2 separate regions of the Homo sapiens genome follow, and region 1 is linked to region 2. The links are chromatin loops, found by intact Hi-C in ENCODE. Cell type or tissue: psoas muscle. All regions are shown on one strand.

What was found. Hi-C counts contacts between places; a loop is a spot of excess contacts. Peaks named below come from ENCODE experiments on the same cell type or tissue, not always from the same donor. Only the 100,000 strongest peaks of a DNase experiment are listed, where the experiment ranks them.
Region 1: it touches region 2 in a loop (5-fold over the local background); 24 of 110 quality-filtered maps call a loop at or near these places.

Annotation. Positions count from the first base shown.
Region 1 is chr5:169,566,047-169,568,546 of GRCh38, forward strand. The region is part of intron 2 of LOC105377714 (a long non-coding RNA gene); the gene reads right to left. Among named protein-coding and RNA genes, the nearest start is that of SPDL1, 16 kb to the right of the region's middle. In psoas muscle, no CTCF peak of the experiment used is centred here; no DNase peak of the experiment used is centred here.
Region 2 is chr5:168,991,549-168,994,048 of GRCh38, forward strand. All of the region lies in intron 4 of SLIT3 (slit guidance ligand 3), which reads right to left. LOC124901130 (a long non-coding RNA gene) reads left to right here and starts at 1,428. Exons shown (of 2, transcript XR_007059042.1): 1 at 1,428-1,513. In psoas muscle, no CTCF peak of the experiment used is centred here; no DNase peak of the experiment used is centred here.

The DNA of each region.
Region 1 (2,500 bases), 570 kb after region 2:
GGGAGTCTGACAATATTCCAAACATTTCTTTTTGCATTCTCAATGACTGCTACCAAATTTTTCTCAGTTTGAAAGAAATAGCTGGTTAAGAGGAATTTTCAGCCTTTGTGAGATGTGCATCTGTTTAGAAAAGTCTATGAAAAGGGAATAGTAAAAAGATGTGGGGAAAAAAAACAGAAGAAAGCTATTTTAAATGAGAATGAGTTACTGAGTTATCTATTTGATCATTTTTTATTTTGATTATATTCGACTTATTATTTTGACATGCCCTGAATTGTCAAGGAGAAAAAATGAGACTACTGTTTTGCTAAGTATTCCTGGTATGCATCTTTGTGGGGGTATGAATCACATAAGTCAACTTTTCAACTTTCCTAGGACCACTTGCCTCAGCATCACTCAAAGAGCTTAAATATCCAATTCTGGAATTTAATCCTCCAGACACTAAAGATGAGTCTTTAAAGATATATCCCAGATAGCTCCATCTTGTAAAGGCCCTTTCTAGGAGATTCTTACATGCACAAATTTTGAAAAAAAAACTTTGGAAAATACCCATTTAGTACCTTCAGTTCATTCGATTGTTCATCCATTTGTTCAAAGAGTAATTAAAATAATTACTGAGCACCTACAATGTGCCAGCCACTGTTCTGGAGATGGAACAGTGAATTAAGCCCATGGTCTAATAGGGCTTACATTATAATGAAGGAAGTCAAACAACAACAAAAACATGCATTGTTATGCAAGGTGGTAAGTGCTATTACAAAGACTAAAGCAAAGTAAGAGGAAAGACAGTGATGTGGGGTGGGTACTACTGTAGGTTTATTAATAATCTATGACTTTCATTTGTCTCTTTTTTTGAACAATAAAGTTACTTTAATATCAATCTTAGAGGCATTCCAACTTCTCAGTTCACCTGAGTTTGGGGCTGCCTCTCTTGTCCTCAACATATTCTTGCTTCCTTCCACCTTCACCTATTCCTGGAGACCTCTGGCCCTATGGGGTATTAGCAAGGTATAGACTCAGTGGCCAAAGGGCTAGCCTTCTCCATCAATAGGACCATGAACAAACTAATGTGTGGTAAATAAAGAGCCTAGACAGCAATCAAGCAGTGATAAAATATGAACCAAGGCAATATTTACAGCCTACCTATGCCAATAAATTATCAACTGAAATCTTCAAGAAGCACACAGGCCAAGACATGGTGGAAGGATCCAGCACATTGGACAGCGCCAGTAGCATGGTAAGGTACAGCTGCGGAGGTCCTGCTGGCAGCTGCCAACTAACTTCCTGAGCATTATATTGCTCAATGCTTGGGTTAAATGAAGGTCAAGGGGTGGGAGGTGGAAGAATGAACCCAGAGCTTCAAAAGACCCTGAACCAAATCTGGTTAAACCAAGCACTGCTCAAGGAGGTTTTAGACCCTAAACCTAAAATGCAGCCAGAAACCCATACCAACAGTTACTCCTCTTTCAGAAGTAGCTGCAACAGCAACAGCAATGGAAATAAATATCTGGCAAACAGATTATTTGGCAGTTAGAGTTGAGTATGCAATTTTGGGTATACAAGTAGAGGTCTGCTCAAGTAAGACCAGAGTTTATTCTCCTCCTTCTCCTTCCCTTTCCTCCCCTCCTCCTCCCACTCCCTCTCCTCCTCCTCTTCCTCTTCTACTTCCTTGTTTCTTCTTCTTCCCTTCTTCTTCTCCTCCTCCTACTTCTTCCTTCTTTCTTCTTCTTTCCTCTTTCTTCTTCTCCTCCTCCTACTTCCTCTTCCTTCTCCTTCTTCCTCTTCATCTTCTTCTGCTTTCTTCATCCTCCTCCCTCTCTTCTTCTCCTTTTTTTTTTAAGAGACGGTCTTGCTCTGTGGCCCAGGCTGGAGTACATGGAGTGCAGTGCCACAATCATAGCTCACTGCAGCCTTGAACTCCTGGACCCAAGCAATCCTCCTGCCTCAGCCTCCTAAGTAGCCGGGACTACAGGCATGCACCACCACACCCAGCCAATTAAAAAATTTTCTTTTAAGGAAAGGGGTCTTGCTATGTTGCCCAGGCTGGTCTTGAACCCCTGGGCTCAAGTGATCCTCCCACCTAAGCCTCCCAAGTAGCTGGGATTATAGGCTTGAGCCACAGCACCCAGTAGAGTTTCTTAACTGGTATCCATGCACTGGCTAGTCCATAAACCCTATGATATAAGCAAGCCTCTCTCTCTCTCTCTCTCTCTCTCTCTCTCTCTCTCACACACACACACACACACACACACAATCTATAGGTAGATAGAGATCTGTGTGTGCGTGTGTGTGTGTGTGTGTGTGTGTGTAGCAAGGGGGCTGTGTACATGTACATTATTTTTTCTGGGAAGAATTCTTATAGATTTCATCAGATTCTCAAAGGAGACTGTAACCCAGTAAAGCTTAGGAACTATCATCTTAGACCAAGGATCAGTATCCTTTAGAACTTGAGCTGGAATATATAATTCAGCCACAGAAGGCTCTTGGTTAGAATGAATGT
Region 2 (2,500 bases):
ACCACCCCCAGCAGCAAACCTGTAGGCAGGAGTGGGGAAATGCCAGCCTGGGGAATGCAGTGCCCTGGGGATCTATCAGGGAGGACGAGGGAAAGCCTCCCCCTTCTCTCAGAGGTTTTGCTCAGGATCCCCAGGAAAATTCTTTCAGTCATTCTGGCTGGCAATTGTTTTCAAAGGCCTACCCCAGAGACTGGAGAGGAGAAAGTGCCTGTCTCAGAATGGCCACCCTGGCTTGTCCATTACCATACAGAAAAACAGCCCAGACTCCACATTCGCCTCTAACCCACACATTTCCCTCTTGACGCCCAATTCCCATCAGTCTCTGACCCAGGAGCCTGGGGTGGGGAGCTGGGGTGGGGGCAACGGCAGACCCTTTCAGGGCCGGAGAGGCCCCCTGACTGGCAGGCACTGATTTTTTAATTTAAAAAGCAAAGTAAACAGCAATATAAAAGGGCCCATATAAGAACTCAGTGTGTAAGTGGGACCTGCCTCAGGCAAATTTTTCTAATTTTCCTGAAAACAAGCATTTTTACCCTTTGGCCCAAAGCCATTGCCTTTGCCATTGGACTTGGCCCCTGCCCCACCCCCTCTCCTGAGCCACCCTTCTGTGTTTGAGAAGCTGCCCCTGGCAGAAAAGAGAATGACCTCCTGCGTTTTAGTCAGACACTTCATACGGGCTGGTGAAGGTTTTTTGAGGTTGCTCACGCTCCCAGCCAAGGAGTCTGTGGAAATCCTTCAAAAAGTACAAGGCAGCCTTATGAATGGGGAGTGAGGAGCTTAATGACAGACGCAAGGACCCTCAACTACATCTGAAGGAGGAGAAAGAATTATGATGACCGAATCCTGTAGAATTCTGCTGAGGTTTACTTTTACTTTATGCGAGGGCTAATTAAGCTGGATTTATAAATAGGTTATTTATTTTTGTCTTGTAAATAGAATTATAGATTGAATAGAGCCTCTACCTCGGCCAAGGGTCTTCAAACTCTTTTTTAAAGCAGGGGAACCTTCTGTTGAATGGAGCTGTGTGCAGAACCACAGCATAAAAATGGAAGCAAAAGTTCTCTGGTCAGGTTGGAAAGGAAGGCCTGGGGTCCTGCTCAGGCCTGGAGGGCACCCATTTCCAGCGGCCATCTGTCCCCCTGCCCCAGTCCCTGATGTGTTCTGTGGAACCTCAGGGTTCCAAGGGACAGAGTCTGAAAGACATTGCTCTAAATGAATCTGTGCTGCATGGAATGTATTTTCCAGTCGCTGCCTCCAGGATTACTGAACATGGAGGGGGCGCTGTGGTCTCAAATCCCAGGTGCATTAGCATTTCCGTTTTCATGTAGGTTGACACAGTGTTCCCTTGTACTAGAAAATGCCAGTGGGTGTTAGCAAAGGCCCTTTACACGCAGAACAATGAGCCCAGAGCGAGGCGCAAGCTTCAAAGCCGTCTCTTCACTGGAAAGGGTGACGCGGCGCAAGATTTACCCCTGAACCTCTCTGGGAGTGTGAGCTTCATGGGCCTCAGTAGGTAGGTGTTTGGGTCGGCTCTTTTCAGTTCCGAAATGAAAATATCCTATGGGCTTATCGGAAGCCTCAGGTCTGACATTTAGAGGTGTGTCTTCCTTCCCAAACTGAAAACACACATTTCCTCTCCTTCTCCTAAGAGACTGAGGAATCCCGAGATGTCAGCCAAGCGCAGAATAGCCAGGTGCTCGAGGCGCTGCTGACAGGCTGCTGTGAGGGTCAGGGCTCTGCACTCTCAGGGGGGCTCCGGGTCCGGAGGAGAGCACCCACATGTCAGGCTTCACTTGTCCAGGCCATGCCCATGGCACCCCGCCTACAGGATCTGACGCCTGGCTTTTTCAGAGACTCCCTCTGTCATCTCTCAGAAGCAGGCAGGACAGATGGAGACCCACTACACAGATGTGGACAACAAGGTATTAGGAAGTGAAAGGCCAGACAAAATCCCCCATGGGGGTCAACCTCTCTCTGTGGGCTCAATGTGCTCCCACAGCCTGCTCTGAAGGCCCTTTTGTCTTAGAAGGATTTTCCATCCTAAGTAACTACAGGATTCTTCTCTCTCCTAACAAGATTTATGGAAAGAGTTTCTGTTTTCTCATATACTTTCTAAGTACACAGGAAAAAAAAAAAAACTCCTGACTAAATGATGATAGGCAGAAAAGAAACAAGACACAAAGTGAAGACGGGCACAGAAATCTATCACCTTGTTCCTGGTCAGGGGCCACCTTCTCTTCCCCACTGAGTAAATGGTAGAGCCACGTGATCAAAATCATCCCGCTTTTTCCCCATTCTGGGGAAAGCCCTTGGGTTTCTCTTGATGTTATAACATAATACAAACAAAACAAAGGCAAAACACAGAATTTACAGAATGTCAGTTTCTCACAGCAGCTGACTGAGGGCTTCTAGAGTCAGTGGGAATTGCAGGATGCCCAGGATGGGTATGAGGGATGCAGACAAGACATCGGGAGCCAGGGTTCCAGCTGCAACCTTGCCC